2 separate regions of the Mus musculus genome follow, and region 2 is linked to region 1. A link is a contact called in ENCODE POLR2A ChIA-PET data. All regions are on one chromosome and are shown on one strand. The core of a region is the stretch at or near the end of the contact, and the rest is flanking DNA. Distances in the headings are between cores, read along the strand shown. Region 1 holds the start of Hnf1b (HNF1 homeobox B). Region 2 holds the start of Synrg (synergin, gamma).

Region 1 (5,596 bases), core at 2,793-5,292:
GTTACTTTTTCTTGCTTGTTAAATAGGTGACTTAGAATGAGAACTGTCATTGAAATGAAGAGACTAAGAAAGTCTCTAAGAATCATAAGAGACCAAGTCTCATAAGGCACAGCACAGATCAAAAGTATTAAAGGAACAATACAAGTATGTATATGAGTTATTTAATGCAGCTATAGAAACAATTCTTCACTACATGTTGATATATAATATACACAAACATATACACACAATATATTAGCTTAACAAGACATCAAAAAGCAAAGAGAAAATTGGGTTCAGATGAAACAATAAAAATTGGTGTTGAAGCTGAGGCCAAATTAGATACAGTGGTAAAACAATTATTTTTTTCAATGGTGCCTGAAAAAAATCAATTAGTTTGTTTAACGCGTTAAAAATCTCCAGCAATCAAGGGAGATATTGTATAGCATTTGAATTGTGGCTATTTCAGCAAGCCTTTGCTATCGGATTCGTGAGAAGCCAGGCTTTCGAATGAGATGTTTTTGTGAATTGTAAACGTTCACATTAATGGTACATAAATTAACTAATTCCTCAAGCATTTATTAAGGCCCAGAAAGTAGAACAACATAATGAAATAGTAAGAAAAAAAGCAGAGGAACTGCGTTCCAGTGTCAGACCTGGAGAATTCATCCTGAGCAGGAGGAAAACACGGCAATCAACATTTTAAACATAACCACGTAAATAACAGCGATCGTCTAAAAGCTCATTGTTGGTTAACATTTCCACAGATATTTTTAGGGTGGAAAAACATTTCTAACAGATACGAACCATAGCTTCAAAAGTTAGAGAAAACAGTATTTGGGTTTTAAAAATTACCACTGTATCGCTTTAACAGATCGTTTGGCCATTTTTCCTTTGTTTAGCTTCTTTACCGGTTATTCTACGTACCTAAAAAAAACCTAGCATAAGAGTGTGTTCTAAACGTGAGTGGTTCCGTGAAAAGGGGAATTAACAGCGAGATGATTAAGAAAAAAGAAAAACAAAACAAAAGAAAAACCGTTGAGACAAAACCTTCAGGCCCTGAATTAAAAATATTTGAATTGGGGGTTAAGATGGCGTAGTTATATCTTAAAAAACAAAAAAAAAAAAAAAAAACCTGAAAAACTAAAAAAAAAAAAACTTCTCGGATCCCAGAATGCCCCGCATATTCCCTACGGAAGAGAGCTCTGAGGCCCAGGTAAAGAGTTATTGGGAAATACAGTTTCCTCCCTAGGAGAAACTCGCTGTAGCGAGGAGCGCTCGGCCTTTGTAGAGCCAGCGCAGGTGTCAAAAGCAAACCCACAGTGGCCACAACGTCCAGCCCGCTCCTTCCTCAAGGGTGACTTTGCTTCCCAGGAGCAGAGACTCTCTGGGTCCCGGCTCGCGGGGAACCAGGGGCCTTGGTCCCTAGGTGGCCCACCAGGTCTCCTAAGCCCCTGGGGCACACCAGCCTCCGACCCGCAGCCGGGGAGCGCGCGACACCGCCGTTTGCAACCCTCCACTCTGGCCAGGTTCTTCCAGCCAGGGTAAAGGCGACCAGGCGCGCCACCGAGTGACCCTCCTCCCCCGCACACCTTTCTTTTCTTTCTGACTTACAGGGGAACAAGGGGGTGGAGCGGGAAGAGAAAAACAAAAGAGAGTGCCCGGTACCCTGCAGTCGGCTGCGCGGTGACCTGCGAGCCGCTAGCAATTTCTTGAAAAATTACTTTAATAAAGTCAGACGCTCCAGGCCCAGGGGAGGGAAGGCGGCACCAGCTTGCGAATGGGACAGAGCTTCAGGGTGTGCCCTGGGTCCTCACCCCAGCTAGAGTCTGGGCTCCTCTCCTTCTGCTCCCCATGGCTTGGGGGTGGGAAGAAGGCCCAGGTCCTAAGACCCCCGACTCAGAGACTCTGCGCCCGCAGAGCTCTGCGGGTGTCGGCTTCCCAGAGCAGCGCGGGGACCTGGGGGTGCGTCCCGTACCTCCGCGCGTGTGTCCGGCGAGCACCCCCTCCTGCGTTTTGATTTCCTTCCCTTTCTAAGCCGAGTTTACAACTTCACCAATGAATAACCCGCCTCTCTTTTCAACCTAATCACGTTTTGTGTACTTTCTGTTGATGATTTATAGGAATAAATTAATAACACCCCAACTCCACGTGCTGCAGTTTATGTTACATCTCCGCTCTGTCCAGCCCGGGGTGGGGACCACGGTGGAGAGGCGCCCTCGGCCTCCCGGGCTTCCCTAAGTCGGCTCCGAGGCGAACTAGACAGTGGCTCTCAGGAGGAAGGACCTAGGCCCCAGGGGGCTGGCGACGGGATGCCGGGTCCCTGAGCCAGGCCCCAGGATAAATTTTCTGCCAGCCTGCCGTCCCAAACCTTCCGAGGGGCTCGGTACCTCAGTCTGTACCCTCTACCCCTGACACCATCCAGGCCGCTAAACTCAGCCAGAGGGGGAAAAAAAAAATCATTGCTACGTGGAGAAACAGCAACGAAAGAAACCCAAGCTTTTAAATTAGAGCAAAATCATTTTAGGGGTTAAAAAAACAAAAAAAACAAAAAACTTTTAGAAGTCCTCCAGATTGCCTTGGCTAGAGGGCGAGCGGCCGGGTCCCCAAAGCGCAAATTCAAATGCAAGGTCATATCCCACCCCAAGCGCGCGCTGCAGGAGAGGAAGCCGAGCCAGGGAGGCCGCCACAGTCACTCCGGAACTCTGAAACTTTGAAGCCGCAGGGCTTAAGAGTCAGAGGCCACGCGAGGGGCTCCTTTCTGAAGCCAAGTGGCCCCGGAGCGACGCGCAGTCTAAGGGAGCCGCTTGGCTCCTTGGATAATTAGTAACTAGCTGTCAAAGCGTAGGCCCGGGCGAGAGGACCGGCAAGTGATCCCAGCCACCGGAGGGACCGCCAGCCAGCCTGGGCTCCCCTAAGCCTGCTGGGGTGTCGTTAGTGAGATGCGTACACGCCCACCTCTGCAAAAGGGCATGGTGGTCTTAGGAGCACCTATTCTCTCTCCCTTTGTTCATGGTTTCTTTTGCCCGGCACTGGTGACCCTACAACAAACTTTCCACTTTATAATTCTAAACTTGGCTCTGTAAGGACACAATCAGAGAACTTGCTTCCCAGGCCTCGGCCACTGATGCTGCCAGGTCTTTTGCAGAGAACTGCAGATCGCAGGGATTAATACGTGGCTTGGGGTTTGGGAAGTTTGGTGGGTCCGGGGGCAATTGCAGCCTTTTCGCTGCACCCACCAGCCCCTCTGGTCATGTGACCTAAGGCTCCGCACCTTCGGTTCTCGTGACTGGGTACCACCAACAAAGTGCCTGGGTCCAGGCTGCCCGCATAGGTGGAGGCAGACGAAGCCTGGGGGTTCCAGGTCGCCCGGTGGAGGGCCAGGTTCAATAGTTAGCAGAGAAGCGGAGTGCCCCCGGGCTATTTTTCCCGTGGGGAAGGGGCTTGGGGAGAGCAGTGTACACCTCATGCCTCCGGTGAGGGGCCGGGGACTCCAGAGACTGCTCGGGCTCCAGGGCGTACCTCGCTCGCTTGCCTACCTGAGCATCCGGTCCACCTCGGCCCGCTGCTCCGCGGCCTCCTCGGTGTTGAGCGCCTGGAGCTCTTTGAGGATGGGAGGAGTGTCATAGTCGTCGCCGTCCTCTGAGCCCTCGTCCCCAGACAAGCGGCCCTTGGCGTGGCCATTGGTGAGAGTATGGAAAACCGGCTTGGTGTCGAGATCCGCCCCGCTCCCGGGGGACAGGGGCAGTGTCTCCAGCTTCACCCCGAAATTCGGGGACGGCAGTAACTCCTCCAAGGCCTGGATCAGCACTTCCTTGGTGACTCCGGAGCTCAGCAGGGCACTCAGGAGTTCTTGCTGGAGCGACGTGAGCTTGGACACCATTTTCCAAGGACGGAAAAAGAAGGGGTTGAGGGGATGGGTGGGTGTGAGAGAGGAGGGTGGAGGGGAGTTTTACAAGAGAACTCCAAGTCCTGGAACCCCTCCACCCTTTAGCTTTCAGACACCTGTTACTCTCTGGGGTCCCGGAGACTCCTCCGAGAGGAGTCAGAAAACTTCTAACTTGCCATGATCTCCACCATTAGGCCATATAAGATATGCAAATGAGTGGGAAGGGCTCAGCTTTCGGCAAGATGCAAATGGTGGTGGGGAGGGGGGAAAAACCGAGAAAGTGGGAGAACCTAAGGGACAGTCCAACGGAGCGAGAGACTTGGGCCGGGATTGGGACTTGCCAGAGCCCATTCTACTCACGCTGGGGGGCTCCAAATCTTCTCTACCGATTCTGTTTATCAGCCAAACTTTAGGTGACCTTTGGACTGGTAAAGCAAGCGGCTTGCAGCCTGGGCTGGGTGGGGGTGGGGGACCTTTCCACTAGCGACAGGTTCGGCTTTAGTCCAGAAAGAAGAAACTGCGCTTCGGGGGTTCAGGTGAGAGAGCTGGACAAAGTTGGGGTGCCTTGGCAAGGGGGAGGGGGGGAGGGTGAGGAGAGCAGAAAGCCTCCAGGTTGTCTGCAGGTAGCAAGCCTGGAGATGTAGTCAGATGGTGGCGAATCAGATTCTTTGGGAATGGGCGCCAGGAATAAGAGTGGCTTTAGGCGCGGTTACAACGAATTGGAGGGACCCCATTTCTTTTTACCTCGGTTACTGCTCTCCAGGTCCTCCTCAGCTCCGCCTGGTAGTTTGGATTTGCCGGATTCCTGACCAGGACCGCGCGTTGTTAACGTGCTAGAGGCCTGCGGGACCCTTGAAAGGAGACGCCGATTCGTTTATGGCCAGAGGGAGTAGCGAAAGTGGAGCTCTGCCGCTGCAGGGCTCACCAGCTACCTGCCCCGCCAAGCCAAGGGGGAGCAGGACACCTGGAGCTCGCCTTCTGCCTAAACCCGGAACCCAACAGCGCCTGAGCTCTGCACCCAAAACTAGGGCTACGGAGTCTCCTTTCTAGTAGTGAATGTGTAGATTGACCTGTGGCTGGACCGACTGTTGCAGCTCTGGATTACCCAGGACCACTGTTTTGGTTCTTAATTCTAGGAAGTCCGTTGTACCGGGAGTTAAGAATCGCGCTCTATAAACACAAGTTCACTGTGGTGGTGGCAGGAGTCTTGTATGCCACCTAGAGCAGGCACCCCTAAAGCCACTGAAGAAAAAAAAATGTTTTTTCCCCCACCCAGGTCTGGTCCGGAAGGAAGCTCTGAGCCTTTCGGCACAGCACGGCAGGAGTTTCTGCCACATCTCCCCTGGGACCCGGAGAGGAAGCAAGGAGGCACAAGCCGCACCCAGACCTCCAGGCAGGGACCTGAGCTGCAGGGAAGGAAACTGCTTACACACACACACATACACACACACACACACACACACACACACACACACGCACACGCACACGCACACGCACACGCACACGCACACGCACACGCACACGCACACGCACACGCACACGCACACGCACAGGCACACACATTTCCCCAGGGTAGAGGCGGTTTTGAACCTCGGTTCTCTCATTTGTGAAATATATTCCTAATATCCAGGATACAGAAAAGCTGTAGACACGGAAGAAGACCACCTGTGCAAAGCTGGCTAACACCTGTGTACACACTTCCCCTGTCTGCGAAGATGGCAGGCCTGT
Region 2 (5,596 bases), core at 2,176-4,675, 110 kb before region 1:
ATTCTTTTTTGCTACATTTATTTATTTATTTATTTATTTATTTATTTATTTAGAGTGTGTGTATGTGTGTCTGGAGCTGTTCACGTGGAGGTGGGAGTCAGTTCTCCCCTTGTACAATGTGAGTCCCTAGAGTTGAATGCAGACCATTGTGCTTGGCAGCATGCCCCACCCCCAGCCAGGTCCCACCCTCACCTGCCAACTAATTCTTAGACTGGCTAGACAAGCAGCTAAGAAGCTGCTAAGCAGGAAGATGCTGATAAGACAGCTAAGCTTGAGGGAAGGTCGGGGGTGGGGTGAGTGCGAACCAAGTGAGCTTCTAAGAACTTGACTTGTAGGGAGGGATGCTAACTGCAATGCTGCCAGGTCTCAGACCCGGAGCTCTGCTTGTCACCAGCCTTTTGCTACTAACCTACATTTGCTGCTGGCTTTCATGTCTCAGGCCTGGACTCCTAAATACAGTCTTCTCAACAGATCTCCTCAGCCTCAGCCTCCGGTTTCTAATACATATAACACAGCACTGGTGAGAGGCAGATTCAGGAAAGATCCTGTCTGAAGATGCACACCGGACTTACAACAGTACGATGCCTCAGGGTCAGAGTTCTCCTGGTTTTCCCTCATGGCCTTTTCGGATCGGGCATACTTTCCCTTTCCTTTTTTTATCACATGAAACTCTTCTCTCCATTCAATAGCAGCCGATCCTGCACTGTAGATTTGTTCCTCCCATAGCATTTGCTAGCCCCTAGTCTCCGTATGACAATCTCAACTCCTTCCCCTCCCCCAGTGCAGCTCAAAATCGACTTCACTATTGTGCATTTTGTGGATACTCACAAACACTTACACTTAAAAACCATGCCAGGATAGGTAAGAAACAGCAGAGGATGGAGAGACTAAGAAGTTCCCAGAGCTTGTAAGAGAGAAGGGCAGGGAAGCAGAGGGTTAAAGTTACTTTGTGAACACTCTGAGCACCGGGGCCTGTCTTGAGTCTTTTGAACCCATTAGGGCAGAGGTTTGTTCTCAGCCTTCCTAACGCTGTGACCCTTTACTTTAGTTCTTCGTGTGGGGGTGACCCCCAACCATAAAATTATTCTATTGCTACTTCATAACTGTAATTTTGCTACTGCTATGGATCATAATGTAACTGGCTGATGTGTGACCCACCCCTAAGAGGGGTCCAGACCCACAGGTTGAGAAATTGTGGTATTAGGACACCAAGAATAATGATACTTAGATCAGGGTGGTGGAGTCCACAGACCTAGCAATAATGAGATGGAGGTAGTCAGATCACAAATCTGAGACTGCCCTGGGCTATCTGTTCAACTCTAGCCTGAGCTAAAATAAACAACATTTTACACATTTACATGTGTAGTCATTCCACATGATTACAAGTGGGGTCACTAAAGACTCACCCAGACTGTTCTCAACTCTGTTGCTTTACTTGGTTAAAGGCAAATACTGTCATTTATCCGTCTCAAGCATTTACTCTAGGATAGTCCATTCAGTGCAAGAGGCGAAAGCGGTTGTTTGCATGTGGCTGCCTTTGGCTAGCCTTTAAGGAAACTAAGTAGCTAAAAGAAAGTATTTAAGAAACAGTATCCAAGGCAGAAGGCAGCCCTCAGAGTCAGTTGCAGCTGGTAATTTCTTTCTCCCACTGAAAGCTTCGAAAGAAGAGTGTTGGCTTCTGTTTTTCTTCAGTTATACTCTGCTACTTTGTTAGGTTTCTTATAGATAACTTCAGCTCTTAGTATCGCTTTCCCCAAACCAAAATATTCCTGAGTATACAGTTTCTCAGCCCCCAAAAGTATCTAACAAATGTAACACCAAATACCCTTCAACAACCATTGTAATCACTTTGTGTCTCCTATGGATTTACTACCTGTTGGAGTGCACATGAGTTTATTGCCCATGCTCTTTCCCCTAAGACAGGATCTCAGGGTACCCAAGCTAACATCAAACTCTCCCGATAGCTGAGCATGTCTTTGAGCTCCTGATCTTCCTGCCTACATCTCCTCAGAGCTGGATTACAGGCATTCTCCAGTGCAGCTCCTTGGACCAGTGGCATTAAAATACTACAAACCAAACTGAGCAACACACTGAATTTTTCTGTGCCCAGGGGGTCTTCCTTTTTTTTTTTTTTGAAAACATTTGTGCCTAAAACATGAAATTCTTTGAAAATTTCTAGGACTGGTCCCATTATTACTCATACATTTGATTAGATTAATAGAATGCCACTTTAGAAATTGTCATCCTGTATATATTCTGCAGGCAAAAGCAATTTCTAATGCTCACTAATGAAAGACCCCAACGAAACAGTGACAAAACCAGAGGAGGAAGGAAAATGTTTTAAGTTTAAAGTCAAAGACTGTAGAGGAAGCAGAAAACCTGGCCACACACCGTTGCTTTATTCAAGTGACTGCTTTTTTTCCTTCCGTGAATGAGTGTGTGTGTGTGTATTCACAATATGCACCTGAAGGAGACGGTTACTTTAAAATCTTTTACACATTTGAAGTGTAGGTGATTCCAAAATTAAACTATACATTAAAAAAAAAACCCAAATACTTCGCTTTCCAAAGATAACTTAGGATATTTAAAAATAAAAGCTAATTTTATCTCGGAATGTGTGTGCTATATGTCAGCTAATTAAATAAACACAAACTGAGTCATGATAGAAAGGGGAGCAGACTTTCTGGAATCAAACATTTTGTCAAATGAAAATGAACTTGAGTTACAAACACCCCTTTACCATTCTGGATACAGGGAGCATAGCCTAAAAATTATCTGAAATAGAACAAAGAGCAGATTTTTATTTTTAAAAGGAGCTCAATAAAGTCTGGAAGCTTTTGTTTTAAGAGGAGCATACTGCTCTTGGTCAGTGAATTTTCTTTGTTTCAAAATGTCTATTTTAAAAGGAGTCAGACAAATGTTTTTTTCTACTAAACGGGCTTTATCTCAAGACAATTACTAATTCAAAGGTCTTCAGATTTTTCTATTTGTATGTGAAGAAAAGAAAAAAGGACTGGACAGGACGCTCTATGAGAGGAAAGACAGTACTGTACAGTCTTAAAACGGTTCCTCCAGCTTTGCGACTAGACCGTCACAGCCTTCGCTCCGACAGCAGCTCGAGCCCAGCAAGCCTAGCAGGGACTCGCGGGCGCTCGAGGCCCCGCGGCAGGTGCGGTGGCGCCTGCACCCGAGCGCGCTCCCCGCGGGTCCCCAGGACGCTCGCGCCCCGCAACCGCCGCCCCTGCGCCCGGCCCCACCTGCCCACCCCGCCGACCATGGCTGCCCACTCCGCCCGCCCCGCCGACCCACCTGCCTGCCCCGCCGGGCCCCGCGCCCGCCCCCGCCGCGCCGCTGGCTCCGGCTCCCGGCCGCAGCGCCATCTTGCTCGGGGCCGCCGCCGCGCCAGCAGCTGTCAGCCGAAGACAGGCACTTCCGGGGCAGACACCGCCCCACCAAGTCGGGGCCGACGACGGGGCGGGGCTGCGCGCCCACGTGACTTCATGGCCCCCGGGCACGAGCGGCGCGCCCCGGTGGCATTCTGCAGGAGACACAGCACTGCGGCTGGTGTAGTTAGTTTGCAAACCCGGATCTGCACTAATGCACACAGTAGGTCCTGATATAACCAGATGATGGAACACAGGTGCTTTTCTGCTGTTCCTTTACACAGCAGTCGGATCCTAGAGGGCCTTTACAGCTGTTTCCCTTGGCACTCTCTCTTCAGCATCTATTACAGACACTGACAGTACCTTTTACTTAAGTCAATCTAGAGCATACATGGACCCAATACACACGAAGAGGATATCCTCCAAGGTGCCCTACTCATGTGGTCGGTTTTGCCATAGTGAGGCACCGTGAGCACATGCTGAACCTACACAGGGTATTTTTACTTTGACACCTCCAACCCTAACCAAGCTACCTGGAAGTAAAATGTGTTGAAAGTAAGTTTGTTAAGCTCTTAGATAATGGATCAATCACAACCAGTCCCTGCCACTTCTTGCCTTACAGCTTTCGCTGAGACAATTATAATAGGTTATTAGTTTACTAGACCAGTTTTATGTGCATTTAATAGTCTGATGTCCCTGAGTTATTACTGCTATTTTAGAAATGAGAAAAAAAAATCTTGAAAGAAGTTCTTGTAATATGCTCAGATCTTGGAGCTGCAGTGTGTCCACACCAATATGTCCTCAAAGTCCTTGGTCCTTTAACTAGGACCACGCCCACTATTTGTGAGATCTGTTTTCCTTGTTTGGTCTTGTTTACTATTTCACTTTTCCTCTTCCCTGGTCAAAGCTAGCATTTATATAGGAGAGTCCTTACTGATATGTATAGGAGTTTAAATCCATTCCTGACCCTTTTTTTAAAAAAAAAGCTGATACAAGTTTTGTAGCTACTTCATGGACTGGGTGGTTGCTCAGAAAAAATAAAGAGAAAATAACTGAATGGGGATTATCAACACGATCTGTTACCATCTCTATCTGCATCCGTCCAAGGACACTCCCCACCTGTGTTAAGAGTCTTGTTAGGATGCTTTGAGATCACAGCCCCATACCACATAATCGTTTCTATACTTCATCACTGCCGTTAGTTGCTAAAGAGTGGTGCTGTTAGCATACAAAGCTTCAGACACAGAGATAGGCACTTTTACTCTTAAAACACAGGAAAAGCTGAAGGTCTAAAATGAAAATGCAGCCGCAATGGTTTCAAGTGTATACCCACTTCAGGATATACACTGACTCAACTCTCTGCAAGAACAAAACAATTACAAACTTTTAGTTTTTATTCTCTAGAGCAGTTTATTTAAATGAAGCCTGATTTTTTTTTTAAATCTTTATCCCATCTATTCAATATCAGTCTCATGTCTGTATTCTCAGCAGTAAAGGGGCTGAAACAGGAGGATTGCTGTGAGTTCCAGGCCAGTCTGGGATACAGAGATCCCTTTTCAAAACAAATACACATTTAAAAGGAGGTCTACTGTGCTGATTTTAGACTAAAGTATCAACTGCCTAGAGTAAAGGAAACAGGCTTAATTCAGTTGCTGGCAGTCACTTATGTTGTAGTCCTGTGGCAGCACAGGCCCTGAGAAATTCTAGGCTCCAGTCTTAAGTGCTTCAACTTGTACCAAGCCTTTTTTATTCCACTGTACAAAGCAGGTAATTAAGGAAAACCTGCATACTGTGCACTGCCTTGGTCCAAATGATCACAGTTCTCTGTGGAGGGTGGCTGAAGCCCATCAAGTCTCAGCAAAGATAAGCATCTGAGACAATGAAACGAGGTGTATCGTGTAACGGGAATGTTCTTCCTCATCAGGATAGGATAGAGTGCTATCTGCTTTCAGGCAGTCATCTTGGTGGAAAGAGACAGGAAAGAACATGGTTAAATGATGGAGAATGAAGTCAGACAGGGAAAGGCTGATCATAACCTTACAGTTGCAACATTATGACAGCTAAGCATAAGCTTCCTCCCCAGTGCAGTACAGGTCAATTTCAACAGGCTCAAGTTTCCAATCCTCTGGAATTTGGATAACCACAGATGGGGGACCTCCTTACTGTGGCTCCTACCACAAAGAAACACTAAAGGGAGTGCTAGGCTCCTTCCT

The links. ChIA-PET counts read pairs that join two places held with the same protein, here RNA polymerase II (POLR2A).
Region 2: POLR2A ChIA-PET joins it to region 1 with 38 read pairs in Patski. The contact joins the promoter of Synrg here to the promoter of Hnf1b in region 1. POLR2A ChIA-PET finds 5 or more read pairs at or near these places in 2 of 5 experiments (Patski and embryonic stem cell).

What each region holds. Positions count from the first base shown.
Region 1 is chr11:83,849,315-83,854,910 of GRCm38, reverse strand. Hnf1b (HNF1 homeobox B) reads right to left here and starts at 4,042. Exons shown (of 9, transcript NM_009330.3): 1 at 3,519-4,042. The coding sequence starts at 3,862. Gm12576 (a long non-coding RNA gene) reads left to right here and starts at 4,280. Exons shown (of 4, transcript XR_388929.3): 1 at 4,280-4,404; 2 at 4,632-5,596.
Region 2 is chr11:83,962,260-83,967,855 of GRCm38, reverse strand. Synrg (synergin, gamma) reads right to left here and starts at 3,425. Exons shown (of 20, transcript NM_194341.2): 1 at 3,310-3,425. The coding sequence starts at 3,380. Ddx52 (DExD box helicase 52) reads right to left here. Exons shown (of 15, transcript NM_030096.2): 15 at 4,768-5,596.